Regions from separate parts of the Homo sapiens genome. Here region 1 is linked to region 2. A link is a loop called in an ENCODE intact Hi-C map of the cell type or tissue named here. Cell type or tissue: ascending aorta. All regions are shown on one strand. Links, peaks and the distances in the headings refer to the core of each region. The heading gives the core; the rest is flanking DNA.

Evidence for each region. A loop is a pair of places that touch in the nucleus more often than their neighbours do. Peaks named below come from ENCODE experiments on the same cell type or tissue, not always from the same donor. Only the 100,000 strongest peaks of a DNase experiment are listed, where the experiment ranks them.
Region 1: it touches region 2 in a loop (2.0-fold over the local background); 3 of 110 quality-filtered maps call a loop at or near these places.

Annotation. Positions count from the first base shown.
Region 1 is chr18:36,344,412-36,360,263 of GRCh38, forward strand. FHOD3 (formin homology 2 domain containing 3) reads left to right here. Exons shown (of 29, transcript NM_001281740.3): 2 at 11,128-11,234. Among named protein-coding and RNA genes, the nearest start is that of FHOD3, 55 kb to the left of the region's middle. In ascending aorta, for the core only: no CTCF peak of the experiment used is centred there; a DNase peak (open chromatin) is centred at 8,170; H3K27ac peaks cover 2,206 bases.
Region 2 is chr18:36,411,906-36,427,757 of GRCh38, forward strand. All of the region lies in intron 3 of FHOD3 (formin homology 2 domain containing 3), which reads left to right. Among named protein-coding and RNA genes, the nearest start is that of FHOD3, 120 kb to the left of the region's middle. In ascending aorta, for the core only: a CTCF peak has its summit at 8,551; DNase peaks (open chromatin) are centred at 8,868 and 9,130; H3K27ac peaks cover 5,960 bases.

The sequences.
Region 1 (15,852 bases), core at 4,885-12,884, 68 kb before region 2:
AAAAAAAAAGGTATAAATCATATTAAAGTGGTCTAGTGTCCTTAACATTGTCTGAGAAGTGATGGCACTAATTTAGAGTAGTTTTTGCTCAGTCAGGAAGGCATATTATCTATAGGATAAATCACTAAAAGGCTTAATAAAAGAATGTGTACCTGGGAATAAATAGAATACTAGAAAGGAATATAGAAGAATAAAGAATAGTAGATTAAACCAAATATGGCAGGAAAAGAGGAAAAAGGAAACTAGAACATGCAGATTAAATACTAAACATGCAGATTTGAACTCAAACATCAGCAATCATTTTAAATTAACAGTCTTTGATATATTTTTATTAAAAATTATCAGATTAGATTAAAAAACTATATTCCACTTATAAGAGATACATCTAAAATATATGGGTACCAAATATTGTAAGTAAAGGACTAAAAGAAGACTATCCATGCAACACTAACCAAAAGAAAGTAGCATGCCTGTATTAATAACAGACGTACTCTTCAGGCAGGAAATATTACTAGAGAGAAGGAGGAAATCTCATAGTGCTAGAAGAGTCCACTAGGAAGTATTTGTCTGCACCTAATAACTGAAATAAATGCAATATTGACAGAATGAAAAGGAAAAATAGAAAAATTCACAGTTGTATGCCTCTCTATAGAACAAGCAGGTAAAGAGCAGTGAGGATAGAGATTTAAGCATCTCATTTAACAAACACTGCAACTGTTAGGATGCATTATTTTCATGTATTGGGCCATAACACAAGTCTCAAGAAATTTCGAAGAATTCCAATCATACAGAGTATGTTTTTTTTTATCACGGTGAAATTAAGCAAGAAATCTACAATAAAAGAAGGTATTAGAAAATTCCTAAATATTTGGAAATTACTTAATATACTTTTAAATAATTTTTGGATCAAAGAAGAAATCCCAGTGAAATTTAGAAATTATTTTGAATCGAACATAATGAAAATACATCACATCAGATCCTGTGGACTATAGCTAAAATTTACTTAGAGGAAAATTATAGTCTTTTTCATATTTATTTATTTATTGAGACAGTGTCTCTCTCTGTTGCCCAGGCTAGAGTGCAGTGGCACGATCATAGCTGACTGCAACCTTGAACTTCTGAACTAAAGAGATCCTCCTGCCTTAGCCTTCTGAGTAGCTGGGACTACAGGTGTGCACCACCACACCCAGCTACTTTTAAAAAATTTTTAGTAGAGATGAGGTCTTGTGAAAATTATAGTCTTAAATGCACATAATTGAAAAGAAGAAAGGCTGAAAATCTTAAGATTTTAGAGGTTAGGAAAAAACATGCCAAACACAGAGAATACAGAAGAAAATAATAAAGATAAGAATAGCAATTAGTGAGCTAGAAAACAAACTTACAGAGGAAAAGCAATATAATCAATAGTTCTTTAAAAAGACATTAATAAAGAACTTCTCCTAAATCATTAGAGAAAAAATTCAGACAGCACAGTTAGCAATATCAGAAATTTAAAAACGGGAATACCACTACCGATTCTCAAGACACATGAAGTAAGCAGTTATCTTTCGGCATGCCAATGCACCTGTGGGATTTCAACCATCATATTTTTATTCACACCCAGCCCCCTGAATCTATTTCTTTATTCACCACCATTTTTAGACATAACACGTTAAAAACAAATCCCAATTTTGGCTGGGCACAGTGGCTCATGCCTGTAATCCCAGCACTTTGGGAGGGTGAGGAAGAAGGTTTGCCTGAACCCAGGAGTTCAAGACCAGCCTGGGCAACATGGCGAGGCCTTGTTTTTACTAAAAGTTAAAAAATTAGCCAGACGTGGTAACGCACACCTGCAGTCCCAGCTACTTGGGGGGCTGAGGCAGGAGGGTCACTTGAGCCTGGGAGGTCAAGGATGTGGTGAGTCTTGTTCATGCCACTGCACTCCAAGCTGGGTGACAGAGTGAGACCCTGCCTCAAAACAAAAAACAAAACTGAAAAACCAAAAACCAGATCCTCATTTTATCCCATCTCCCTGCCCCCAAACAGCTATTAGGCCAGTGTTTGCCATGTTAATGCAAATGGTAAATGGTATCACCAGTTACTAATTTGCTCAAGCAAGAAACTCAAGATTTTGCCTCTCCATGTTGGACACCACCATATCCGATCAGTCACTCAATCCTCTAACTTTTCCTTTCTCCCTTTTATGCCCTCCTTCCCTATACCATTTCTCTCCCTTTCCTTCTCTCCATTTCCACTGGATTCACCATTGTCCAAGCCACATTGAAATTGTCCCTGATCCTGGCGGTGGCTTCTCCATTTGTCTTCCCTCTTCCATCCCCACACTGCAAAGCTGGTCCTGCACACATCTGCTCACAGCCATTCCATTTCATGGCTTCTTATTGCCCTAGAATCAAGTCTAGTCTACTTTGGGCAGTGAGGCTCCCCCTCCATGGCCGGTGGCCTGCCTCCCTTCACTGCCTTAAACTGCTCCCACTCTGTGACAGGACTTTTGCATCCACTGTGCTTCAGTCCCTACACCCCACATTCCACCCTAAAGAAAACAACAGAAACAACACAGGCAACAAACTCATTGTGCTCCTCACTTCCTGAACTGCCACCAGCTGTTGGGTGATCAGGACACAGTGTAGTGTGTGGCATGGACACAGTGTCTCCCCAGGACACAGTGTAGTGTGTGGCATGGAGAAGAACAGGAAAGGACTATCAATCTGAATGAGTGAACAAGCCAGTGATAATAATAATCCTGAAACATAGTGTTGATACGATTTTCAACTTGAATAAAGTGAAACGGAAAATGGCAAAAGGTGCCTATAGACATAAGTAAAAAATATATTCCAGCTTTTTCAAGGGAAAGTTTAATGTATTTTTGGCTATTTAATGATAACAAAATATTTTAAAATAATTCAAATGTTTACCTATTTACCAGACTATCACTCCCTCTAAATTTAAGCTCTGAATGGGAGACATCCGGCCTTTGTCTTTCTTGCAGAATTTGATAGAGGCTCTTGCCTTTGGTTGGTGAGCTGGACTCTTTTGTTGACTTAAATAGAAATCTTGGGCTTATTGGGAAACTGCTTAAGTCAATTTCAAGACATTGCTTCTCTTGCTCGGTGGCCACAAAGAACATAACTTATTAAATATTTCTGAGAAAGTAAAGTCCAACTGCTTTCAAAGTAAATACATTCATATTATTTCATAACCCATATATGCTGGATCATCAAAGATATCTTTGTACTTCATCCTAAAACATTTATTAAAGTAACTATGATGTGCTCATTTAGAAAAGGCCAAATGGGCCACTAAGAACTTAAAAGTTTAAAAATGATTTGTTGGGGTTAGCCAATAGGAACTACTTTCTTCTGATATCATGTGAATTGATTTCATGTAGTCTTTCTCTTAAGAAAATTGACCAAGTGTTACTTGTATTTTTAAAATATGTAAATGTAATTACAATTTTTTATGTGAAATGCATTATACATACAAAGGAATACATGTGAGAAGTGTGTATAGTTTGAAGGTTAATGAAATGAATACCACATTCTCACTATCACCTTAGGAAATAGCAGAGGACAACCTCAGAGTGCGTGCCCTGTATCTTGTCCCTTTGCAATGGTTGTTATGGGTTATGGGGGAATCATTAGTCCATAAAAGTTAGAATGATTGAACCGAGTTTTGTGTTGGTTTTATTAAGACTTGTGAAAGGGACATGTGGCACTGCTTGTTGGAAAGCTCTCTTTCCTAACATTTTTTGCTTGTCCTTTAAGTCCAGTTCCTTGTCTCTGCTCCATTTAAAAGGAACCACAAAATCCAAGGAAGCCACAAGCTTCATGGCTGCCTAGCAACAAAAGTACCATTTGAGGGGGGAAACAGGCATAGCTGTATTGCAACTGACCAAATGGAACATGCTGACTGCTTTTGGGCTTCTCTTAGAGCTGTATGTGCCTGAAGTGGGGCACTCAGGGGACCCATAGTCAAGCTGGCCCTGGAGAGAGGTAGGGTCCACAGCAACACTTCATTTATGAGCCAAGAGTGGGGCTAGCTTTGTGGGCGTGTGACTGATGGAGTCAGAAGGGTCCTGTGCTTAAGGTTGCTATCTTGAAATTCTTCCAAGTTTTATCTTTCCATTTGCATTTTGAAAGTGAATTTCCATGGATCCATGGAGCACACTCTGGGGGTTTGGGACTTCGTGTGTTCTTGCCTCCTGCTGTGTCCTCTCCTGTGTGGGAGGGTCCTTGGCTGACTGCTCCCTCACTCCCCGGTGCTCCAGGCTCTGTTTGGGCTCCCCTTCCTTGCTTTTACCCAGCAAGTGCTGCTGTCTTCTGCCCCAAGCAGGACTTTGGGCTCAGGGATGGTCAGGGAAGCAGGACTTTGGGCTCAGGTATATTCTTGCTCTGTGGCATGTCAGGGTTGGGCAGGTAGTGACCAGCCCTGCCTTGAGCCTGCAGTGTCGTGGTGCATTCAGCGGGCAACTCGAAGGGGGCAAACCTCTCACCCACCTGCCATCCAGGTGCAGAGCATGTGGAGTGTGAAAGTTGTTTTCCCTGTCGGCTGTGGGTTGAGGTGGCAAGCTCATGAGAAGAGGAGGGTGACGTAAAGTCAGAACCCTAAAGTTGCTGCTGAGCCTGTGAGTCAACTGGAAAGTTCTGGTTTGGCCCAGTTTGGCCAGTTTCTCCTGGGCTGTCTCATGTGTCTATCATGTGGGTCATCTGGAGGCTTGGCCATCCAGGCTGGCCTCGCGTGACATGTGGCAGTTGGCAGGCTGTGAGCGGGGGTGGCAGGAGCAGCCAGGCCCGAGTCTTTCACCCTCCAGTGGGTAACCCCAACATCTTCAGATAGAGGCAGAGCTCCAAGAGCAGCAAGAGAGGGCAGCCCCAGTCTCTGCCAGGTCACACGTGACACTGTCCATTGGCCAAAGCAAGACACAGGTCACCCAGATTCCAGGAGTAGAGGAAGAATCTACCTCTAGAGGGAATTTGCTGCAAAATCACATTGGGAGGATGTGGATGCAGGGATGGGGGAACCAATGAAGTGCCATAAGCACTTGCGCTTTCCATTAAGTTTACTTTTTTCTTTTTAAGATCAGAATGTTTTCCCACTTCTAAACTATAACCAAAATTAGTTTAAAGAGTAGCCCTAGTATATATTTATAGAACGGTTCTGTGCAAATCTATTTCAGGATTACACAGAAATTTTATTGCCTGGGCTATGGATCGCTGTGGACCTGCTGCCAAAACCTAGATAATCATTAAGCTACCCCAGTAACATGCTAGTTCACTGGACTAAGAAAAAGAAAGAATACATAAATCGAGACGTGACATCAGCCTCCTTTGAGATGTTTGGGTGTTTTTTCAGGATGGTGAGTCTGCCCTTTCTTTTTTTTCTTTAGATGACAGTCTCACTCTGTTGGAGTGCAGTGGCGCAATCTTGGCTCACTGTGACCTCTGCCTCCCTGGTTCAAACAATTCTCCTGCCTGAGCCTCCTGAGTAGCTGGGATTACAGGTGTGTCACCACCACACCCGGCTAATTTTTGTTTGTTTGTTTGTTTTTTGGTGGAGATGGGGTTTCACCATTTTGGCCAGACTGGTCTCAAACTCCTGACCTCAAGTGATCTGCCTGCCTTGACCTCCCAAAGTGCTGGGATCACAGGCATGAGGCATCATGCCTGGCTTGCCCTTTCTTTTTGACTGCACTATCTTTGCTGGAACAGTCAAAAGAACCCCAGAGTGACTTTGCATAGTGTCTCTACAAGGAGTGGAAGGCTCTTTCTATGTCTCCAGAGAATGAGGTCCTGCTTTATTGGTGTGTTTTATCCCAGGCGGAGTGGCACAAAATCCTGGATATTTAGAAGGACACTTACTGTGGATCTGAGACTGGCTGCCCGCTGAACACCCTGCCTCCCACCAGAATCCTGGCCACAGATTTACAGCCCTATCTGTGTGAGCCTGCAACCCAATCTGAAGTCTTCCTGTTGCACCGCTGTCACTGCCCCTAAATTTCCTTAATCGCTGTACTTCTGTAATAGCCCTGTAATGTTATCTTCCCCCATGGCTCCTGGCTTTGTCTTATGTCCTGAAGTGCCTGGCAATGTCCTGGCCACCAAACCTAGAGCCAAGAAAGGACTGCAGGGGACATGCTGCCAGGGGATCAGGGTTGATATGAAAATTGTCAGAGTCAGGAAATTCCAGGTCCCTTAAGTCACTTGGGAAGACATTTGACAGGAAAGGCCAAGGAATGGGATCAGGTTGCCTCCGTGTAAGTAAGAATTGAGATTCCCCGGTGGGGACTGGTCTGGCAGGGAGGTGTCTGAGTTTTTCGCTCTGTAGGGAAAGTTTTGATATATCTGTCTAAATCTGTGTAATAACTGGATTTGAATTAATCACCACTCACTGTCTATTCATATTGTTTTTAGTTCTTCGGAAAGTTTATGACTGTTACTTCTTTATCACTGACAAGATTGAGGAATTCATTTAGTGTACCTATTAATTTGCTTATTAAAATAATAACTAAACATGACCCCATCCCCACATATTTAGGGACTTTTGCTGTTTTCAACATATTGGTCCAGCCAAGAAGCACTGTGTTCTTCCTCCTTGGCTCATGTGATGGTTTAAATATTAATCTCCTGTGTCTCGGGTGTAATGATGGGCTGGGGTTTGTGTGGTGGATGGCTCGGGTGGTGTGTGTTGACTCGTTTGCTGTCTTCACAGCCCCTGTGTTGTTAGGATCCCCTTTGCACACACATGTCCTGTCTCCCAAAGGGCAGCCCCTCTTCCTATAGCCCCGCTGTGAGGACTCCACATGAAGTTCCTGAGAGATAAAGAGATGCAAATTATTTTCTTTTTCAGTTGAGGGACTCACTAGCACAAATGGGATGGGCCTGCCCACCCATTTATTAGGGATCCGGGTTGTGACATCTGGCGTAGGAGGTAATGGCAGCCTCTATCCTGGAGGGGGGACTCGGGCAGTTCCATGGAGGATGCTTAGGTCTCTGCTAACGATAGCAGAAGGGATATAACTGAGGATGAACGTCCACCCATTTTGACAGTTGATTTAGATGGTGTTTTATTCTTTTCTGTGTTTGATTTGTGTGTTATACTTAAACGATCTCTTTGAGGGAAGGAAGTGATTATGTGTTCCTTGGTGCCCTGCCTGTGCCTGACATATAATTTTGTTAAAATTGAACTGTGGAAATGGTAGTAGTTATGCTGTCCAGAATGTGAGAAGAGGAATGGTGAGAACAGGCCATTGTGCTAAGGTTTGGGGATTCTGCTGTCAGAGGCTAGGGAGATTATGGGGCTTCCTGTTACAGTTTGGGGCTGGCACAAAGCGCCTTGAGGCAGATACCTGGCAGGCCAGGGTGAGTGTCCAGAAAAGTGAGATATTTGTCTTGGGCTACTGGGAATAAAATCTGAAGATGCGAGATGGAAATGATATGCAAAATAGCCCAGATGGGGCTACATCTGCTGGCCACTAGTACATTCCCACCTCCTTCCAGTCTAAGAAGAGCACAGGGCTTAGGCAGGGCTGGTGGAGACTGATAAGCCTGGGTAAGGGTCTGTCAGTCTTTTCATCTCTGTTATCCCTGCTTTAGGTACCTCAACTGAATGGCCAAGAGCAGTATGTGCTAGTGCTGGCCTGGGTGACCTGCAAGACTGATTGTCAAATTCTCAGGAATTTCGTGAGCCACTTTTCAAATGTAGCTATTACTAAAAATTAAATTGGCTAGGCACAATGGTTCACATCTGTAATCTTCACATTTTGGGAGGCCGGGGTGGGAGGATTGCTTGATGCCAGGAGTTCAAGACCAGCCTGCGCAACAGTGAGACCCCCCTGCTACAAAAAAATAGTAATAATAGTAAATAAAAATAAAAGAAATTTAAAATAAATAAGAATTATAGAAACTCACAATTGAGCAGATTATATTAAAAACAAAGGTTATAGACATTCACAGTGTGTCACTTCCTAATTATTTTACTCCATTCTGCTACCTCTGCTCTCCAGGTTATTTAGGTCTTACAGATCTGTGTGGTAGAAATGCTGTATACTGGTGAGCTGCTGCACACCTCTTTCTAACCCCATGCTCAGCGACTGTGCATTGGTGGCTTGAAACAGGCTCTGGTGGGAGTATTTATGCCACATTCATGTGTATGCTTGGCTTCTCTCCAGACAGCGCTACTTGCTCTTCGTTCTCTCCCTCTGGCTGAGTGTGGATCACAGGCTCTGAATGACTCAGACCTCCTTGAGGAGAAGTAGAAACTCCTTATCCCAGTGCTTCTCTCTTTAGGCTCATGTGTTTCCAGGGGTTGAGGAAAAGGACATTGTGATGGCTTAAAGAGGTTTTGTCATTCCATCTTTCAGTCTGTTGATTATATGTGGGATTAAAAATAGGCAAAGTGTTGATACTATCAGCTGAACACACTAAATCAGCTTTCTTAGTTAATAACAGCAGTAGAAATTAAAGCAAGAATGAGCTGCCAATGATTACAACCAGACACATGGTCCACTGTACGTGTCAACAGGTCCAATTTCCATTGGAATTTTCCACCTGGAAAGATAAAGTCTGATTTCAGTCCACTGGTGATGGTTGGCTCAGGAGACACCTTCTGCAGGAACTCTTCCTGCCTGCTGCTTCCATAGAGTAGGGGAGGCAGCTCCTGTGTGTTTCCCCAAAACCCTGGGCACACCTTTGACACTACAGTACAGACAGGTTGGCCAGTTTGTAGTAAATGCTTTCTCAAATCAGATGATCCATCTATAGGATGCTGCTCAAGAATGCTGAAATTCACCATCAAGCCTTTAGTAATTATGAGGTATGGTCTGCTATTAGAGAAATAAAACAAGTGAATCAAATAGGATTAACCCCTTCAAATGACTTAACTAGGTATTTCTCACAAGTAATAAAGAAGAAATTCCTTTCATTCTGTTGTGGATAACCAGAAACAAGGAACTGTGGGGTTTCTAACAAGAATTAACAGCCTGTTATAGATGCTGCTTCTAAACAAGATGACAGTTTGCATTTCTCTTGTTGAGGATAATAGCAAAACTTTCCTATCAAAACAAAAACTAATCCCTTATTTGAAATCTCACTTATAGCAGATTATCAAGCATTCATCTAGATGTTTTAAAGTAACCACATATTTGTCTCCACTTTTCCCCTAGCTTTCATTTTGGAATAATAGCCTAACTCAGCAAGAAGATGAATTGAGTCACTCTTACAGCTCAAGAAATCAAGCATGAGGGTATAAGTTTAGATTTCCTCATAATATTAATCTCAATCTTCTTTGGTAAAATTATTTTTCTCTATTTTAAGAGTAATCATTCTATATGTAATATAATGCTAACTGCTACCTGTAGCAACCACAAAACCTTAATGAGTTAGCACAGCAAAGGCTCGTTTCTTGATGCTGTCACAGTCCAGGATGGGTCAGTGGATCTGGGCAGCAAAGTGCTCTCTTCCATGCAGTGACTCAGGAACCCAAGCTCCTTGCATTTGGGGCTCTGCTTTTTTCTAGGTTTCAAGGTCTCCTCTGGCTCCTCTGCATCTGGCCATAGGCAAGAAAAGAAAAGTGGACAGTTGTGCAGAGGTGTTATGGCCAAGCCTGTTGGGGGCCTTCTTCACTTTCACCCACATTCTGCTGATCAATACTCAGTTATGCAGCCAGAGCCCAACTCTAAGGCAAGACTGTGTGCCTGGGGAGAAAAGGGAATGGTGTTGGCAAACACATTTGCTCAGTCACACCAGAACACTCAGTTGATACAAGCTGCATTTTGCACCGTGACAAAATTTTCAAGTTCTGTGTGTGTCTTGGGCTGTAGAGAGGATGCAGAGTGTAGTGGTTGAGACCATGTCCTCAAATCAAACTGCTGGTATCCAAATTCCAGCTCCACCATTTACTAGACGGTGAATTGGGCAAGTAACATAGCCTCTCTTTGTGCCTCACAGTCCTCATCTGTAAAATGAGGAGGACTCATTTTACAGAGTCCTCATTTTACAGAGGACTCATTTTACAGAGTTTGTGAGAGAATCAACTGACTTCCCATGTACAAATGTTTAGAACAGTGCCCAGAATATAATGAACAACATATAAATGTTTGTTAAACAAAATTTTTGGCTGGGTGTGGTGGCTCACGCCTGTAATTCCAGCACTTTGGGAGGCCGAGGCGGGTGGATCACCTGAGGTCAGGAGTTCGAGACCAGGCTGGCCAAAATGGCAAAACCCCATCTCTACTAAAAATACAAAACAAAATTGGCTAGGCATGGTGGTGGGTGCCTGTAATCCCAGCTACTTGGGAAGCTGAGGCAGAAGAATTGCTTGAACCCGGGAGGCAGAGGTTGCAGTGAGCCGAGATCATGCCACTGCACTCTAGCCTGGGTGACAGAGCGAGACTCTGTCGCCAAAAAAAAAAAAATAAAAATTTTTAAAAATGAGATCAGTGTGCATGCCTATAATCCCAGCTACTCGGGAGGCTGGGGCAGGAGAATCACTTGAACCCGGGAGGTGGAGGTTGCAGTGAGCTGAGATCGAGCAACTGCACTCCAGCCTGGGTGACAGAGCAAGAGAGACTTAATTTCCTGTGTGCTATGTTGTAATTTGGGTATATTGCCATTCAGTTGGAGGATGTTTCAGTTCAATTGTAAAAATACTTTATTGAGCAACATTATTTGTAATGTGCAGAGTATGACCATAGAATCTGAATCAGTAGGCTCCTCACTGAATCAAAGGAAACAGCATATTTTCCCCACCAAATTTGCCTTTTAAGCCCTGTGACTCAATCCATGGTCACAGCAGCATCGTGATCTCGATTTCCACTCTTGAAATGCCAGGTCTCATCTGTGCCCCTGAGAGTGGAAAAAAGCGCTGGCCCAGTGCCCAAAGGGCTCCTTCAGTGGCTTAGGGCCCAGAGGATGCTGTCGATGTCACTCTGTTAAGAGATGCCTCATCCATCCACTTGGTACACAGATTGTTCCCGATCTATTTGCACTAACATACTAGCTCTTCAAGTTATGATCCACATTTCAGAACATTGCTTGATTTTACAAAACACAGGAGGGCAACATGATGTGATTTCTCCATATGTAGTCTCCATCTGAGGAGCAGGTTGGGTATAACAGGCTCTTTCTCTTGCAGCTGGATGACTGTACTCTGCAGCTCTCTCACAATGGCGCCTACCTGGATTTGGAGGCCACCCTGGCAGAGCAGCGGGATGAGTTGGAAGGCTTCCAGGATGACGCCGGGTAAGAGCAACTGTTCACCCTGCTGACTGGTCCCCACCTACCAGGAAATGGGGGTACATTGAGGCCTTAAAGTATTTAGGAGGAACTACCATGGCTTTGACCTTCTCTTAATTCTCAATCACACACGAGGGAGATGCAAGTGACTCATCAGTGGTGACTGCAGACCCGTTTCCATTTTGAGTAACTTTTCTTGATGGGTGCTCGGGAGTAGCCTTTCCTAGGAACATTTGTGGTAATCAAGCACATGGTATTTATATGCTAAGTTATTTTAAAATCATATGTCACAATTAAATCGATATTTTCCAGCCAGCTGTGGTGGCTCACACCTGTAGTCCCAGCTACTCGGGAGGCTGAGGTGGGAGGATCGCTTGAGTCTGGGAGGCCGAGGCTGCAGTAAGTCATGATTGTGCCACTGCACTCCAGCTTGGATAAAAGGGCAAGACCTTGTCTCTAAAAGTGAATAAATAAATGGATATTTTCCAGATTTTAGTGGATTTGCAACTATTTTAGATATTGTATTCAATGATAATTTACTGGATAGTTTCTTAGCAGATGCTATAGTAGATAGTTTTATACGGTATCATCTTTTAAACTCATTACTGTGGAAAAAATAATTATTAATTATGTTAATGTCAACTTACTTTTTGCCTATACCTAGAATTGCTTAATACTTTTGCTGAATAAAGAAATACTGTGAGTCTGAATAAAGTAATATGCACATAAAAAATCAGAGATGTGCACAGAAAGTGAAACCTCTCTAGGAATATACCCATATCAGCAGCCATTCTTATATTTATTAGATTACTGAAATAGCCCCTGATGGGGCCCCACCTTTTTCCTTCTGATTTTTATTTATTTATTTATTTTTTGAGACAGAGTCTCACTCCAGTTGCCCAGGCTGGAGTGCAGTGGCGTGATCTCGGCTCACTGCAGCCTCTCGAGTAGCTGGGACTACAGACATGTGCCACTGTGCCCAGCTAATTTTATATATATATATATGTTATTTTTGAGACGGAATCTCGCTCTGTCACCCAGGCTGGAGTGTAGTGGTGTGATCTCGGCTCACTGCAACCTCTGTCTCCCAGGTTCCAGCAATTCTCCTGCCTCAGACTCCCGAGTAGCTGGGACTACAGGCGTGTGCCACCACGCCCTGCTAATTTTTGTATTTTTTAGTAGAGATGGGGTTTTGTCATGTTGCCCAGGCTGGTCTTGAACTGCTGAACTCAAGCAATTCACCCTCAGCCTCCCTAAGTGCTGGGATTACAGGCGTGAGTCACCATACCCAGCCTACTTCTTATCCATCTCGAACTAAGTATATCTCTGATTTCATCACCCTCCTCTTCAGGAAACTTAAGAGTTTCCCTGATACTTTCCAAATAATGCTCAGCTATCTTAATCTGTTGTCCAGGAGCCCCCAAAAGTTGTTTGAAACCACTTTGCCCGAGTTAAAAATATGGTCCACTGAATACTATCTGGGAATTCTCATTTTTCATGAATAGCTCAATTAATGGAGAAAAATTGGAACCTTCTTAGTTTCATATAGCTATTTGACTTCAGTATGTACTGATGGCTTCCTGGGTTTCCCCTGTTTTAACACCCTTCACAATTTATGATCATTGATTGTGCTGCTAGTTGCACCTCTTCTCTGCGGCTAACACTTTACTAGGTCAGAACCATGCCTGTCTGAATGTCCAGGATTTGGCATTTTCTCAGCATGTTTCAGGCACTTAGCGAATACTAGTGTCCAGGTGAATGGCGCATTGCCAGAATGGATTCCTGAATAGCATGGCCATGCGCACCAAGAAGACCAAGGTCCTTGTTAAGATTCAGCAAGATGCTCTGAGGATACCCTTCTTGTCTCCAGAGTGGTAGTAAGGGCACACCAATAGTATGTGAGAAAGGATCCTGGAAACCACTCTAGGCTGTGCATATGGGAGTGGTATCTTAAGTCACACCAGATTCTACTTATTGCTATTTTTAAAATTAACACTATTAGGCTGATAGACTTGGGGATGTTCCATTGCAATAGTTTTTATCAAGTATTTGACAGTGACATCCTTTCATATAAGTTGTCAGAATGCAGGCTAGATGATAGTCTAATTGGATGACTTCATGGCTCATTGATCAAACAGACCCCGGGAATGTTATGAGTAGATCATTGTCAGCTTGAAAAATGTCTCTAGTGGTGTTGTGCTTGAGGACCTTGTCCTCGTTTTTGTTTTCTTCTTTCTTATCAAAACTTGAATGATTTGGAGATGACAGCTCAGAAAAAAAGTGCTAATATATTGATAAAAGCAATAAGAATAAAGGGTGTGGGAGAAGAATAATATTTTTGGATCAGCTACTGTGCCAGGTACTATATTAGGCTCCCTATTCACAAGATCTTTAATAATTAATTATCATACTAGTCATGTAATTGGATTTTATTGTCTCAATTTTTCATCTGAGACAACCAAGGGTCAGAAGTTAAATTACATGTCTGGGGTGGCAAAGCCAAGTTTGAACACAGATGTGACCAATTCCCAAGACTGTGCTCTTCTGCCATCCCAGGGGCTTCTGGGCAAAGGTACTTTAGGTTCTATGCAGCATGTACATTGGCACCTTTGGTGGCATGAGGTTGGTTCCTGCAAGGACAATTGGTCCTGGTCTAAAACACTGTCTCCAGTTGAAACAGCTTTGCTGCCATCATCCATCACTGACACTACAGTTCACCTGGGCGACACCTGTCTCCAGATGCTGGCACTTCCTCCACAGCTGTTCCCAAAGAGCCAGGGCATCCTGCTATAAACTCCCCAGAGTAGATCCTGGTTCTTGTATTCTCACTTTGTTCCCTTCTGAATCATCACTTGGCCATGAGTCCATCCAATAGGTAGAGGTTGAATCCCATTTCTATACTCTAGTAGCTAGGGTTGCTGGGAAAATGAATTATGGCAAGATGAGAAGGTGGGACTCAAGACTTGGGAAACTACAGAGGAAGGTAGCCCAAAAGATATTGAATAGCTACACATTTAAAATTTTTTTTAGAAAAATTTAAATTTTTAATTATTTTTGATAGGGTCTTTCTTTGTCACCCAGGCTGGAGTGCAGTGGTGCAATCACAGCTCACTATAGCCTCCATCTCTCAGGCTCAAATGATTCTCCTGCTCTGGCTAATTTTTGTATTTTTTTGTAGAGACGGGGTCTCCTTATGTTGCCCAGGCTGGTCTGGAACTCCTGGACTCAAAACAATCCTCCTGTCTTAGCCTCTCAAAGTGTTGGAATTATAGGCATGCATAGCTACACATTTGACAAGTGTGCCCCCAAATCACCCTAGAGTGAGGGTTTGTATCTTTGAAATAGACTTTTTAGGTTCTCTCCTAGATGTGTGGCATTTGACAAAGTCTGTGTGTCTCCCATGAGTGGGAGTTAAAATATAATTGCTTCCCAGTTAAGATTTGCCCTTTGGAGGTATGAAAATGGCAAATACCATTTTTTTCTCTTGATTTCTTTGTGTCAGTTATAGCAAAATGTCTGCTAATATTGTGGCCATCTAATGAAGATGTATGAGTCTGTGTGAAAATTGTGATGTTTTTCATACCATGTGTTCTGAGTTTCCTTGCTGGAGGATTTTGCTTCTTTGTTCTTGTCCATTACCCTGCACTTTTATGCCAAGACTAAAAATTAACTTCTTGTTTAGAATTATCACTCAGGCTCTAGCTAGTCAGAGAAGAGGAGAAAGACCTTCAAAAGTAGAAGGACAAAGCAATTATTATGCTAAGAAAATAGAGCCAGGTCTGTTCATCACCTTCTGAGGCCAGGGAAATTAGCAAGCATGACCTGGTGCAGCAGACAGAGAAGCCTGCAGCCTACAGGTTATTTTTCCTGACGTTGTCATTGTGTGGCCTTGGGCAAGCCACTTTACCTCTGATAGGAGTTCATAAAATGAGGACACTTGTAACATTTATTTACAGAATAAGGAAAATATGGCCCAATCCCATTTATCTTCCTGTATGAAGAGGGGTCCTGATGGGGTCTCTGGCACCTGAGGAGAGCAGTGTAGCATAATGGTTAGGGACACAGGCTTTACCATTAGTCTCATGGCTGTTTGACCCTGGGGATGTAACTTCACCTCTCTGAACCTCAGTTTCCTTATAATTGGGGGCAATATTATCATAATACTGCCTCTTTGGGTTGTTTCGAAGTAAAATATGATAATGTATCTAAAACGTTAACTAGTTCCTGATACATAATACACACTCAAAACTGTTAGCCTCTGTTATAATTACAGTCCAATTCTGGAAAGATGATACATTGAAATGGGAACCACTGGAATTTAGACCCAGAGGATTCTATGCAGGTCAGGTGCCCTGAGATCTCAACTTTTAGTTAAGAGACCTCGATGGAGGTTTGCCCACAGGGCTGAGCTGGGCCAGAACCTCCACTCTTTTGCCTGTTGCTACCCTCAGTGTCTCTGAAAGGAAACCAATGCCAGCCTGGGTCCACAGGGCACTGTCATGGAGAAGGTGGGCTTTTAGGCAAGCCCTGGAGGATATGGTGGCTTTGGGTATTTGGAAGGTGCAGCCAGGTGGGAGTGTGGCTTGAGCCAAGAGTGGACCTGAGAACCATGATGTTTCAGGGA
Region 2 (15,852 bases), core at 4,964-12,963:
TCCAAGCAATGGCGCCTCCCTTGGCCTTTCTTCTCTCACCTACAACCAGATGCTCCTAAAATAGACTCTTCCTGGTGGCCCATCTGCAGAGCAACAAACCACTGGAGTGGTGAGTAGGATTTGAGCCCTTTGTGTAAAGTGTGTGTAAAGTGCTTGCCTAATTATAACCAGAACTGTTTCCCACAATCCCCCATCCCACGCAGGCAGGAAGGGGCGGGGCTGGAGGGCAGTTAATATTGCTCAGGGTCATTGCTTTAGGGGATGGGTTGCAGGGGATTGAAAAGCTGCTCAAACTCACTGCTCTTTCTTTAGCAAGAACAAATGTGATGAGGGGATCCGTATGAATGCAAGTCCCTTCTGTATATATGTTCACATCTGCACTTGGAGAACAATTTGAGAAAAAGCTCCTTACCAAGATAATTAAAACTACTTTAGTTCCAGTATTTTAAATTAAACTAAAATTTATAGAAATATAGCTTACTCTAAGGGGAAAAAGTGATACCAATTTTAAAACACAAATAAAAATGTTGCTGCAATGCATATAATTTAAAATCAGGGTGATTGACAAGTGACAAGGACTAAAATCAGATTTATTCTTGAACAGCTGGGAAAGCTATCCATGTGTCTTGGAAAGATATTATGCGATTTTCCCCATGTAAAAGTAAAAATGATTCTGGAGAAGAGTTGCCCAGATGAACCTCTTCTTCCCTTAAAGAGAGACTTAAGGTAAAGAGAATTTGCTCTTAAAGCCATTTTATAAAAGTCATAATACTTTTTGCTACAATCATTTCAGGCTTTTTTTGTTTTAATTAAAGGATGTTTGCTGTTAAATAAAATTAAGGTTAAAAATGTTAGGTATAGAAGTCTAATGTTGAAAATTGTACAAAAAGCCGATATATAATGAAGAATGAATGATAACAAGAATTTTCTCATCTTCCTAGCAGCATGTTGCAGTGGGTTTCTGGGGCAAGGAGTGGTGGGGATGGAAGCTCACAGAGGTCATATTGTTGCTTTGGAACTGGTGTCCTAGACACCTACCTGGAGCCTTCACAGGGCCACTGCCCACTGGTGGGCACATGGTGAAACTTCATTCAACAAAAAGACACAACTGAAGATCTGGCAATGGGCAGGGCCAGAGCAGAGAACTGCACCTTTCCCAGAAACACAGTTGTGTCATTTAGGCACCCTGGTTTTCAGCAAAAGGCATCAGAAATTTGTCAGAAAGGTGGACTGTTCCTTATATTTTCCAACATAAGACCAATGTTGTTGTCAGGTTGTGTTTGGAAAAAGAACCCTTAAGAAAAGATGCCTTGGTGATGGGTGGACAGCGATGTCACAACTCCTCAGGGGAACAAGCTCATTTTCCGGGTGCGCAGCTCAGCCTTGCCTGTGTTCAGCTCCATCTCCAGAACATATACATGGACACCCCCATGAGTCTGTGGCCCCTCCCAGAGGTTTAATATTTCCTCTAGTAAAAAAGTTGAAAGCATGGCACACTGGATTTGGGACCTAGGAACATGGCAGTGGGTTCTTTTTTGGGCTGTGAGCTGAGGTCAGGCCTGCTGAAGGGAGGAAGATGCCCATGCTGCTCAGCAGGCCTGGCATGACCATGTCTGCTTTCCTTGTGGATTGCAAGTTGCTTTTGGAGTTAAGATTAACTGTCCCACACCAGATCTCTATTTATCAAGCACAGCTGCACCCCTCATGTTAGGCAGCCTGGATTTATGTGCTTCATTCATGGCAATGCTAAGGGACACTTAGAGTTACCAAAAGACCTATGTTCCCCTTATTCTCCAGAATTCACAATGCCCTACATATAACTTAAACATTTTCTTAGTGTAGTAAAATATACATAACAGAAGAATTCCATTTTAACCATTTTAAGTGTACATTTCAGTGTCATTACTTACATTCACCATTTTGTGCAACCATCACCAAAAAGTGTCTTCAAAACTTTTTCATCTTCCCTAACAGAAACTGTAACTATTAAGCATTAACTTCCCATTCTACCCTCACCTACAGCCCATGTAACCTCTAATCTACCTTATGTCTCTATGGATTTGCCTATATAATTTTTAAATTTTATTTTTTAAAATTATTTTAAGTTGGGCTTATAGAAGCAAGGTTTACAGAAGAGTTTCAGAGTTTCAAAAGAGGACTTGAGGTTTTATAGTTTTTCAGCTGAGCACATTTAACTCAGCAGGTCCACCTTATTTGGCACACTAGGCAGTTGCTAGCAGAGATGAACAAGATGGAAAGAAAGATGACTGAATTCTTGAGGACCCGTCATGTATCAAGCACAGGAGTAGCTGCATGGATGCGCCGTGACTTTAGCTGCTCCTCATGACAGCCTAAGTGAGCAAGTTATTTCTGTTTTAGGATGAAGAAAGCAAAGCTCATTCACATAAAAGTCCTATTAAAAGTTGAGATTGAAAACCAAATCCTACTGACCTCAGATGTCCATCTCTTCCTATTACTTACTGCTTCGTCCAGAGTGCATAAAGGACACGTAAGGGTGGAGTGTGCATTTCCATCCATTATTACATTTAGCCGAGTGAGTTCCAGAGCCAAAGGTGGCAGCAATACCAAGGAGAGCTGCTGCCCATCATGCCACAGAAGCTCCTGTCTTACCTGAAGGCTCCAGCCACCCAGCCACTTGTCCACCCGCATCAACTCATCCCATCATTCATTGGTGCCAGTTATATGCTGGACCTTGGGGGATGATCCCGTGGCCCCTGGTGGCTGTGATGCCTGTGATGATGATGGCAACAGTGGCGGCAGTAGAAGCCACCATCCCCACTGTTTATTGACCACATTCTGTGGGCTGAGCCTGGGTAGGACGTTTCAGGAGTTTTAACCCTCACAGCCTGCCAGACAGGTGGCAGGGGGTTTCTGGGGGCACAGGGAATGGAAACTCACAAAGGTCAGATTGAAGCTGTCAAGAGATCACTTGGCTTGTGGCAGCAGGAGGGGCTCCTGCAGGGCTGTCTGACTTCTAGCTTACCCTCTGTGGTGGGTGGGCAGAGCCCCTTTTCTCTAGGCCATTTTCTTGGGCAAGACATGGACACCTCAGTAGCCAAGGGACCTGGCTAGCAGGAGGGGGCAGTGAGTTTGGGAACTGGGGAGCAAGGACCACAGCGGGGGATTTTTGGGCACCTCCATTTCTGAGTCCCCTCACCAGGAGGGCCTCACAGTGTTTCAGGGAAAGTGTGAGGCCTCTGTCGAGTGCCCATTTTTCATGGACAGTGCAGGCTGAGGTGGGGCAAGACCCTGATGACTAGGGCCATAAGAGAATAAAGGTGAGTCCACTGCCAGAATTCTGTGGTTAGTGCTAATTCACTTTTCACAAAGGAGAGGCCCATCCTGAATGTTTGTTCAATCATATTTCACATATATATCTGTCAGGTTTATGATCTCATTTTGTTCTTCACAACAAATCAGCAAAATTGACTTAGGAGGGAGCAGTGAGGCTGAGATAGGGTGTAGGGTGAGAATTGATTAGGCTGTCAGAGAGCAAGAGAAAGGGGAGAAAAAGTGGTTCTGAAGAAGAAAATGTGACTTCTTAAAACCTTGTCAGCACGCAAGGATTTATTCATACATCATTAAAATTTAAATTACATGATTTGGTCTGTCACTGAGGACAAATGGTTCCTTTTCAGCTGCATTTTGTTTGAACTGTTTTATTCAGGCAACTTAATTGGTTGATTATTTTAAAATTTGCCAGGCTGCAGTAATCTATATTTAGCAGAAACCCAAGTCATACGGTAAGTCATTTCCAGTAGGATTAAAATTATCAGCATGTTTCTCAAATCTTAAAAGAAATGCCAAACTCTGGACTATGTTCAGTTTTGCATTCTTAATTTCAGGCAGACATTTTCATTCCATTGGCATGTGATTCTTTTTCCAAGACTACATAATAAGGGTGGCATTTTTCCTTTCCATGCCGCAGCAGCCCTGCAAGACAGAGAGAAAGAAATTTGGTCTTTGATTGATGAAGTTTGGTGACCTAACCAGATGACTGTCTTTCTCTTCCAGACTGCTTAACTCTCAAATCAACTGGAAACAAATTTGTTTTTCAGACATATTTCAAGCACATTGAATAGCTGAATATCATATACATAGGTGTCATTTTTTATTTATTTTTTTGAGATGGAGTTTCACTCTGTTGCTAGGCTGGAGTGCAGTGGCATGATCTCGGCTCACTGCAACCTCTGCCTCCCGGGTTCAAGCAATTCTCCTGCCTCAGCCTTGCGAGTAGCTGGGACTATAGGCGTGCACCATCACGCCCAGCTAATTTTTTTGTATTTTTATTAGAGACAGGGTTCCACCATGTTAGCCAGGATAGTCTCGATCTCTTGACCTCGTGATCCGCCTGCCTCGGCCTTCCAAAGTGCTGGGATTACAGGCGTGAGCCACCATGCCCACCCAGGTGTCATTTCTTAACCATCTATGATTACACTGAAATATGAACAGGTGGCTTGAACGTTATTTAGGAAGTGTGATGAGTCCGTAAGGTCTGTCATGTGGGCATCTCGATTCACATCCTGGAGCTGTGGCCTGTGCCTCAGACACAGTTGCCTGAATGAGCCATGATCTGCTCATTAGCACACCCTCCACAGCCATTGGGTCAATAGCACTTACTTTGTTCAGTTTCTACTCTCTGCTTATTAAGGATATGTAATTTTGATTTGTGAGGTTGTGCCCATGAGTCCTTTCTCCATTCCAGTTGCTGTCAGCTTAACCTGGGGCTCTTGGCACCTCTGTGTTGGACTTTTGCATCGCTCTCCCTGTGGATTCTCTCCCAGCTCTCCCTTCCTCCATATGCTTTGCAGGGTGATCTTTCTGAAATGCAGATCTGATTGGGATACTTTGTCGCTTAAAACCTTTGAAAGCCAGCCCCTGCTCCCTTGCCTTCAAGCCACCTCTGTGTCCTTAGAAGAGTGTACAAGCGCTTCCTCCTGCCAGCCCAGTCTCCTTTTTCCAAGCAGTTCAAAGCCAGAGGCATCTATTTCTTCAATTCTACTTCATTCCCACCCACCACTCCCACCCTGGCTCTTGGGTGAGAAGTACTGAAGGAAATCAGAACATATAGATATATATACACATACACACACGTACATACACATGCACAGTTTTTTATATATACACATATTTGTAATTTTTTAAATTTAACTTTTAAGTTCAGGGAGTACGTGTGCAGGTTTGTTATATAGGTAAACTTATGTCATAGGGATTTGTTGTACAGATTATTTCATCACCCAGGTATTAAGCCTAGTATCCATTAGTTATTTTTCTTGATCCTCTCCCTCCTCCCATCATCCATCCTCTGATAGGCCCCAGTGTCTATTGTTCCCCTCTATGTGTCCATGTGTTCTCATCATTTAGCTCCTACTTATTAGTAGGAACAGGTGGTATTTGGTTTTCTGTTCCTGCATTAGTTTGCTGAGGATAATGACTTCCAGCTCCTTCCATGTCCCTGCAAAGGACATGATCTCGTTCTTTATTATGGCTGCATGGTATTCCATGGTGTACATATACCACTTTTTCTTTATCCAGTCTATCATTCATGGGCATTTAGGTTGATTCCATGTCTTTGCTATTGTGAATAGTGCTGCAATGAACGTGTGCATGTGTCTTTATAATAGAATGACTTATATTCCTTTGGGTATATACCCAGTAATGGGATTGCTGGGTTGAATGGTAGGAAATCAGAATATATATATGTGGCTTTATTTCATGAGATCATATACCTTAGAAGCCTCTTTCTATAATCACACACTTTGTTGTTGATATTGCTCTTCCATATATTTCTGTGCTAGTGAGGGATTGTTAAAAAAGGACGATAGCAAATATGAAGCCTTTAGCCAACTTCCCCTCCCCAGATATTTGAAAAACAATTAAGCCACTCAGTAAATGAACTGCCTTAGAGAAGATTATAATGTTGGCCTTAATTTCTTTTACCAACTTTCCATTTCCTTGAAATGCAGCTAATCAACTTATATTAACTGTCCTGGAAAATTTTTTGGTTTACAGAGCTTTTTGTTTTTAAATTGTTACCACTAATTTAAGAAATTTAGACTGAAAATGTTACTTTTAATAAAAAGGAAATGTCTTAGACATATTAATGCATATAATTTTTCATATCACGAGGTGCAATCATAGTGTTTGGTTTTTGCGGCAAAAATGACACTTGTCAGTTCTCACTTTGATTTGCTGACACTCTTGCCCCTTCAGGGTGGGTTGCCATTTGGAATTTGGAAATGCTGTGGCTTCAATCCATTTAGACAAACATATCCATTTCTGATTAGATTCAGAGTGGTTGTGGTGATCTGAGTATAGATGTCCATAACAGCTTCACATTTTCATGTACTCTGAAAAGGAATTTTTTAGAGGTTATTATTTAGAATGTCTAATTCCAAGTGAAGATTTAGGGGTGGAAAGTTTGAATACAATGCTTTATTCTCTCATTGAAATTTTGTAGGAAGCTCATGGGTTGCTTTTGCAAAAGCAATTTGAAGATATTCCACGTTAGTTTGAAAGCTTTGTATTTAAGAATTAGATTGTTTAAGGTTTGGGAGTACTTCTGTGAAATTGAGGTCATGGGAGTTTAGGTTTATGATGATGAAAGTGTGTGTGGAAGGCACATGGCAAAACGTTGACTTTTGCTACTCAGTTTTTCTTATAGGTCACAGGTTGAATTCTTTTTATCAAAATCTGCATGTTCTTGCCAGTTGTGGTGGCTCACACCTACAACCCCAGCACTTTGGGAGGCTGAGAGGCAGGAGCATCTCTTGAGCCCAGGTGTTTGAGACCACCGTGGGCAATATGGTGAAACCTGTCTCTAATAAAAATACAAAAAATTAGCTGGGCATTGTGGTGTGTGCCTGTAGCTCTAACTACTTAGGAGGCTGAGGTGGGAGGATTCTTGAGCCCGGGAGGCAGAGGTTGCAATGAGCCGAGATCGCGCCATTGCACTCCAGCCTGGGCGACAAAGTGAGACCCTGTCTAAAAATAAAATTAATAAAATAAATCTGCATGTTCTTTCTATAAATAGGAATTTTATTTTCATAAATAAGACTAAAATAGTGGTCTGGGGGGAATTAACACAGTGGGAGGGGAAGAGTAAAAAACGTGTATGGTTCTAAAAAGAACTTACAAGGTTAAAATCATGGTCTATTACTTTTATAGTAGGTCTGGCTATAAAGATGTTAAATTTTTACCAAGTATCAAATTCAAGGAAAATGTTGTGAAATAACATTGGATGCATTCAAAGGAATTTTAAAATAATTATAATTTGCCGTCTTCTCCTTGGTCAGAGGGTACTTTGGAATCTTACTTTGAGCTGTGCAGGCAAAAGGAATTATTCCACTTTTCTCTATTTGGCTTTGCTCTGTTGTTGACTATTCCTCTTGAGTTCAAGTGGAGGCCTCCTGGACAGCTGGTGGCCAGGGCAGCTGTAGTGACCCAACTCTAGTGTGCCCCTCCCAAGGATGGAGCTCCCAGTTTAGCTGTTGGGTTTGTACATAAAATGCCACAGCACAGCAGTCTGAGCTCTTGCTTTCTGTTTAAATAAAAAGGCAGATGCTTCACACATGTTTTCATGAATTTATATAAACCATGGAAGGAAAGAATGCTGATATTCAATAGGAACCCTGTAGCAACTTGTTACTTGTAATTTTTAGGTTTACTGTAAGAGCAAATGCAGAAAGCAAACCTGCATCTGTGCTGACACTGGGTTGGGACTAACCCATGCTCTTTTAAGTGCCTAAGTAGTGGGTGAATGGGGCATCTATAAATAGTGAGTTAGTGTGTCTGACAGACCTCAGAGACTGGAGGGATTCCTTGGGCCAGCATTGTCTCATGTGGCCACATGTGGCCAGGGAGGAACACAGCTGAAGGGAAGGAAGTGCGCTCTCTTTTATCCTTCTTTCCATATCAAGAAGAGTAGATCCTTGAGTCAGGGAGCTAGCCTGCTGAGGAGCGCTAGCTCTGGAGCATGGTCTACTGGGCAGACCTAAAGTAGGACTGAGAAAAGCTTTGCCACTTCCTTGAGGAAGATACTGTATTGGCTTCCATGACTTCCGGAGGCATCTGATGCCTCCCAACCGGCTACCCTGCTAAGTTACACTTGATTAACTTTTCTGTCTCCTCTTGGACTCAGTGTTTTATGAAGCTGAGCTTCTCTTGGAATGCGGAGCCTGGAAAGGGAGGAAGTGTGCCCTGGGCATTCCTTACAGTTGTACTGGATTCATACTGATCCGTCCACACTCTCTCGGGCCTCTGTGACAGCGCCAGGCACATGTCACTGTTGAATTAATTGATGGTGTACACTTGTTAGCAGATGAGCTACAGTTGAGGGTATAGTCTGTGGCCATCAGATACAGTCAGATGTCATGTGGGCCAAAACTTACAACCTTGGAGTCATAAACCAGCTGTGAACACCCAGGAAATGAATCATTCCATCTGAGCCAATCTGCAGTCTCCTCTCTCACTTGCCACCTGACACTGTAGCACCCCTTCTGGTGTGATTGAAGAACTTCTAAGTGCCAGCCTGCCCACACCTGGTGATGCACCAGTGTCTGTGTGCTGCCTCGGGAGGTGACTGTGAGATATGAGGATCTTATATAAGCTAGTAGTTTTGCATATGGCTAGCCCTTGTTGGCTCGGGACAGCTGGTTTAACAACCAGCCCTTAGATGACACTGGGTAGAAATTTGATGTTAAGTATTTCTCACTCCCTTATTATAGGATTTTTTAAGAGCAGTGTTTGCCTAAAGTCAGAACCATCTTCTAGGAGAGGGGTCAGGTGGTACTGCTAGTTTTTGGCCAGTTTCTTTTAGCTTATCTGTGATTCACTTAGATGGTTGATACATTCCTTGCCCATTCTGGTGGCTTTCTGACCATGGGGGACTGTCTGGTGGCAGTGCAGGATAATAAGTAGGAAGGCTTATGATCTGAGGAGTGTAAATAGTAAATGGAGACATCTCTTGTTAGTTTTTCATTTCAGCTGTTGACTCCTCAGTAGTGCTGGATTTTTTATGTTTATCACTGTCTCTTTCACCCCCACCCTCTCTTACCCAGAAGACAAATGGTGAGGTTAAATTTGGCCATGACTCAGCCAAAGTCTGGTGGTGGCCATCAGGAAAGAGTGTCAGAGGTCTTAGAATTGGCACTCGGGTGCTTGAACTGTTTTTAGTTTTCACTAAAGTTGAAACTATTCTGGTTGAACTTATTCTGGTAATAAGCTGAAAACAATGTGCTCCTGGGCATGTTTCAAAAACTAAAACATTTTTTAAAATGGAAATATGGATTAGGGTAGCTTGCCACAATGATAGTCACGTGTAGGGAAATACACACAAATTGAACTAAGTCTAACTTTTATGCTTAGATAACAAAAAGATACTTTTGAATTTACCAAATATTCATTCAAGCAGTCACCAATGAGGCATCTGGATAGCTTCTTTTGTAAGACTGTCCTTATTCTTATAAAGTTAGTTGGCTCTGAAAACTTTACTTCAGTTGATCCAAGAGTTTGAGTTGATATTTCAAGGATGTTAAACTTTGCAGCCTAAAACAAAACTGAGATTGCATATGATTGGTTTTTATGGCTTCCATTTTAGAATGAAAAAGACGATAGTGATTGGCTTAACTTTTTTTCTCTCTTTAGAAAACATTTCATAGCGGTAAAGGTGACATATACTGTTGAAAATGTATAAAGGTAGCTCTGGGTCCAGGGGTGTTGCTGGCAGATTTTTTGAAATAATTCTCCAGAATCAGCAGTCAACAAGAAAAGAACAGTGACTTGCAACCTGGAAATCCAGCTGGGACTGCCATGAATGTTTGTGGTAGTTTGGGATCACATGCCGGTTCTAGGGGACAGCAGGTCCATGCTGGTTCCTGGGTGGCAGCCCCTGTGTGGATAGGCAGTCTATAGTGTGGGGGAGTGGGTACCTGAAGAAAGAGACCTGTAAAGGAGTCAGCATAGCACCCCAAAGCCCTCTCTCCTGGACTGGGAGACAGTCATAACTTTTGGAGTGGCAATGATGTTTCAACAATGTATACAAACCTTATTCTAATTTTAAAAAGCTATTTAATTAAACTCCATATTTAATTTTTTTGAAAAGGTGGCACATTCACATGGTTGCAACTTTGAGAAGTACACAGTGATTTATAGTAAAATATCTCATGTTGTTATTCCCTCTCACCTTCGACTTTGCTCTCTGCTTCCTTCCCTCAAACTTCCCACTTGGCCGCCACATGTAATCCTTGTTATTAATTCCCACATGTTTTTGTGGATGAAGACAAATATATGTAATTTACTCCCTTTTAAAAATAAAGGTAACATACCATATATACTTTTTTTTCATTTACTATTTCTTGGGGCTCTTCCTATACTAGTAAATAAAGAGCTTCCTATTTCTTAACAGCTGAATAATATTCAGTTCCATGTATATAGGAATCCTATGTAACCTATCCCCTGTTGAAGGATAGTTAGTCTGCTGTCTATTCTTGGCCATGGTAAACAATGCTGCAGTGAATAACGTTGCATATATGACATTTTGCACATGTATAAGTTTACCTGGAGGATAAATTCCTGGAGGTGGGATTGCTGGGTCAAATGGTCTGTGTACTTGCAATTTTGATAGATGATATCAAATTGCCTTCCATAGGGCTTGTTCTAATTCCCTTTCCCACCAGCAATTTGCAGCCGATCAATGTGAATGTGGTCTGAGGTCCACCTCACTCTGCAGGCTGACCTAAGGGGCTGCTTTTCTCCAGTGCCCCAGCAGTAGCCCTGGCTGAGAAAGCCTTTTTGAGAAACAAAGGATTTGATTTATTTTTGAAAACGTTAATTAGCGTCCTTAAGTAAACATTTGATAAATTAAATCTGATTAATTTAAGCATTGACTGAAGCCATTTTTATCAAACCTGTAGGAAGGGTGTATCAGGAAGATGAGCAATCAGCTGAAAATTTTAGTATTTTTGAAACTGAGCAGAAAAGTGTTAACATTTTACCATGTCACCATTTTAATGTGAGAAAGGAAACCTCCCAGCAAGAGGTTGAGAAATGACAGACCAGAGTGCTCCTGTTGTCTCCTTCCTAGGTCATTCCCCTTCGTGGCTTCAGTTTCTCTGCCATTCCTGGAGCTCTGCTTCCTGGAGGTACACATGTCCCCCTCACCCTTGATTCCTCCCCGGCCCTCGATTCACACCCCCCCCAAACTTCATGTTCAAATCCTCATTCTGCTATGCTATGCTATTCTGCTATGAATTCAAAATTTTTAAGTAATGAAAACTTCGATAAGAGCAATATACACTTACGATTTTTAAAAAGCTATAATTTTTATGATTTAATGCCATGATTACAATTTTAGGATCTCATTGGAGATCAGATTGGGTTTGACTAGAAAATGAGCAGGTGTGGAAAAGGAGGTTGGAAATGGTCTGAACTGAATTTGGGTGAAGATCTCAAAGTACATAGAACAGCTGATGTCATCTCAGCATATTGTTTCACCACAAAAGCAAGGTCATCTAACAACATTTTGTCATGGTGAATCTGATGAGAATTCCTAAGTACACTCTGAGAATAGAAAGAAGGTGGATGCTGCGGAGGGGGTCTGCATTGGAAAACCTCTGCTGCCATTTCAATGCATCGAGCCACCTTGCCTTATTATAGTGAACAATAGTAGAAGTACCTGGAGGCTCCATAGAGGGGCTGTGTGCAGTGAGCATAGTGTCGAAGCACCATGTGTCAACAGTACACACTTCTGAAGGTGGAAGAAGAATGACATGAGAACAAGAAAGAGAAATGATTGCAGGCTCTTACATAAATGCAACTGATACGTGGGTTTTTTACTAACAGTGGCATAGAATGAATACAGTGGTATAGAATAACATATTTAAAAATAAAACAAGAATCCCTATTCTGTTTCCTTATCCTGCTGCTGTTTTTCACGGCAATCATCACCTTATACACTCAGTTCTGTATAACACTTGTTTGTAAAACCCGTATTTGTTTCAACATGATTGACATATTAGGGGACAATTTGAGCATAACGTGGATTTCACATTTGCTGGTATAATTTTGTTTGCAGAAGCTCTAGGTGAATGCAGAAAACTGCCTTCAGCTGAACCAAGCCACACAGCAATACACAAAACACACACCTACACACACCTAAAGCATCTCCCACCTACCTCAGTTCATGTCTCATTTTTTGAGCCACACCCATCCACATGTGGAGTTCCAATATTCTCATTCCTGATGATCCTCTATCCATCCCACAATTACAAGCCTTTCCGATGCCCACTTCCACAAGCACACTTTGGTTTCTTCACAGTACAGTGCCACATTTTTTGTAGTATTTATGTATTTCTAAGCCACTTAGTGTGTATAAAACTGTGCTGTGCTTTTATTAGGCTCCTCTCTTTTTTCCCCGTATGCCTTCTGGTGTTATTGTGAGATTTTTTTTTTAGCAACGTGTATGTTGTATTATAACAGAACTGCCTGACTGTGATTGACTTGGGTTTATTGTTCATGTTTATTGTCTTGTCCCCTCTCCTCCTCCTTCCCTGGTAGAATGTCAGTACGTGAGGGCAGAGCCTTTTGATGGGTCACTCACTGTGGTGTCCTCAGCACCTAGAATGGTGTCTGGTGCAAAGAAAGGCTCAATAAACATTTGTTGAATGAATGAATCTCAGATCATTTACTGGAAATAGCACTCTAACTATATTCTGTTGTAAATTAATGTTCTATAATAAAGAATTACAGCAGTCTACCCTTGTTTACAATTTGGCTTTCAGTTACCTGTGGTCAACTACAGTCCAAAAATATTAAACGGACAATTCCAGACATAAACAATTCATAAGTTTTCAATTGTCTATTGTTCTGAGTAGCATGATGAAATCTCTTGCCCTTGTCCCTAAGCTGAAATCATCCCTTTGTTCAGCGTTTCTGTGCAGCATACACTACCTGGCCATTAGTCACCCAGTGGCCATCTCAGTTATCACATCGGAGCCATTGTGGTACAGCAGTGCTTGTGTTCATGTAACTCTTATCTGACTTCATAATGGCCCCAAAGCACAAGACTAGTAATGCTGGCAATTCAGATAAGCCAAAGAGAAGCCATAAAGTGCGTCCCCTAGGGAAAAGGTGAAAATTCTTGACTTAATAAGGAAAGAAAAAAATTATATGCTGAGGTTGCTAAGATGTACAGTACATAAGATATTTTGAGAGAGAGACTGCATTCACATAACCGTTATTACAGTATATTGTTACAATTGTTGTCTTTTATTAGTTATTGTTGCTAATCTCTTATTGTGCCCGACTTATAAATTAAACTTTATCATAAGTATGCATGTATACAAAAAATATAGTATACATAGTATCCAAGGATTCAGGCATCTACTGGAGGTCTTGGAATACATTCCCATGGATAAAGAGGGACCGCTATATTATAGTTAAGGGACGTAGAATGGCTAACGTAGCTTATCAATGAAGGGGAGGGATGGAAATGTGGAATGTAGGTCACCCAGCTTTTTAAAATTTGTATTTAAGAAAAGCTTTATGTTCTAACAACCTTTAATTCAAAGCCAATTAAAAGTAAGAACAATCAGAATAATAGCAAAAGTGGCCAGATCCATGAATATAAGGTTATGTTCATTTAGTAAAGATAGTGGGGAAAAAAAGAGACCCCAACAGTGGCGCTTGACTCCAAAATAATTTAATATAGGAAAAATTAAAAAGTGTATAAACATGATGCTTTGATCTGGGTTTGTTTTAATGAAAATTCTTGTTATTGAATTGTTGCTTTAGCACCAGTCATGCATATTTAATATATGTATATGGTTAATGCTCAGTAAATGAGGGCATGTGTTGAGTGTGTACCTATAATTGGTAGTTGGAATAATAGATATATATGTGTACATAGACACATACTTATATGCATGTGACTTTGTGCTGCAACTCTGGGAAGCACTTCACACACTATTTCTTTCTTTCTTTTTTTTTTTTTTCGAGACGAAATCTTGCTCTGTAGCCCAGGCTGGAGTGCAGTGGCGCGATCTTGGCTCACTGCAAGCTCTGCCTCCCGGGTTCATGCCATTCCTCTGCCTCAGCCTCCCTCCCCAGCAGCTGGGACTACAGGCGGCCACCACCATGCCCGGCTAATTTTTTGTATTTTTAGTGGAGACGGGGTTTCACCATGTTAGCCAGAATGATCTTGATCTCCTGACCTTGTGATCCGCCCGCCTCAGCCTCCCAAAGTGCTGGGATTACAGGCATGAGCCACCGCGCCCGGCCTTCACACACTATTTCATTTCATCCTCACAGCAGCTCTACATGGTAGGGGTTGTTATTTTTCTCATCTTTCAAATAAGGAAACTGGGGCACAGATAGGCTAGGTAACTTAATGGGGGTGATACAGCTGGTAATTGGTGAACCTGGGACTGTGGTGCAGAGCCCATGCCTTCATGGGTGCTGACAGCATTTAGCTAGGTCTTGGTGATACCAGTTAAGAAGATTTGTCCCTTGCCTTCCAGGAAGAAGCCATGGAGTTGTCAGTGGAAAATCACCATGAGATTGGTGCACAAGTGAGCAGAGCCTGAGGAATTGTGGGGACTGGGGGAGCAGGTGCCTAAGTGCCTTGTGTGGTGGGCTCCCCCTCCATTAACTAGATGCTTTGAAAGTGCCCACATACATTGAAATGAGCCCAAAATACCCCAAAAGCAGAAAGCATAGACATGTGCATGAAGGAAGGAACTAATGTTCATTCAATTCCTACCTTGTTGTAAGCACTGGGCTAGTCGCTTCTCATACACTGTATTAGTAACTGAAGTTGTCACATATGAGTTTAGTGTAAGTGTTTTTACTTGTTCTGTCTCATTTAGTCTTTACAATCCTTCTGTGACTGGTTCTGTTATTATCTTCATTTTCCATAAAACCCAAAGAGTGTGCCCTAAGTCACATAGTTATAAATGGTTTTGTTTAATCATCACCACCAACCAGTGAGATAGGAATTATTCTTAGAAGTAAGCACACACAACCAGGGAGTGGTACTGTTAAGATTTGAATGCAGGGCTGTCTTCACAGCCTTTGCTTTTTCCATTTTAAATAAGGCACACATTGAGTCGAGGTGTGTTTCTAAGAAAAATATAAGAGAAGATTTGAGACAGTGATTAAGTTCTTCCAAGACTTAACCAAAATATATATGTACTTAGAATAATGGAGATCTTATATTTAAAAGAAAAGCAGTTAGCAAGTTGAATAGCAATTAGTCACAGAAGATAGGAGCCATAGATTTTAAATATGGTAACTATGAGACGAGAAAGATCACACTGCCAGCAGAGGAATTCATCTTAAAACTAGAACTGATCTTGCTTCTCTAAAAAAAAAAAAAAAAAAAAAAAAAAATCCTTCTTGGTTCCCACTGTCTGCAGAATATGAATCTTGGCATGTCCTCTCTTGTGGCCAGTCTCTCATCACCTCTCAGGCCACTCCTACAGGCGGCCCCTCTCCATCCCTGAATGCTGTGTGTTTTCATATAATAACATAGCAGTGTTCATCCCTCTTCCCAAAGGGAGAACTTCTTTCTTTCTGGCAAAATCCAGTTCAAGTTTTATTATGTTGGGGAAGACTTCTCCAGATCCCTCAGGCAAAACTGAGTTGCCTCATTTCTCTTTCCCAGATCTTTATCAGTTTCACTCTTGCGGATTTAATAATGGGTTGCAACCAGTAGCTGCTATGGATCACTCTCCAAATGGCTTAAGGGTTCTTCATGGATCGAGAGACTGTTTTTTTCATGTCTGCACTCCTGGTGCCCATCTTAGAGCCTGGTACACCCAGTCAGTGTTTATG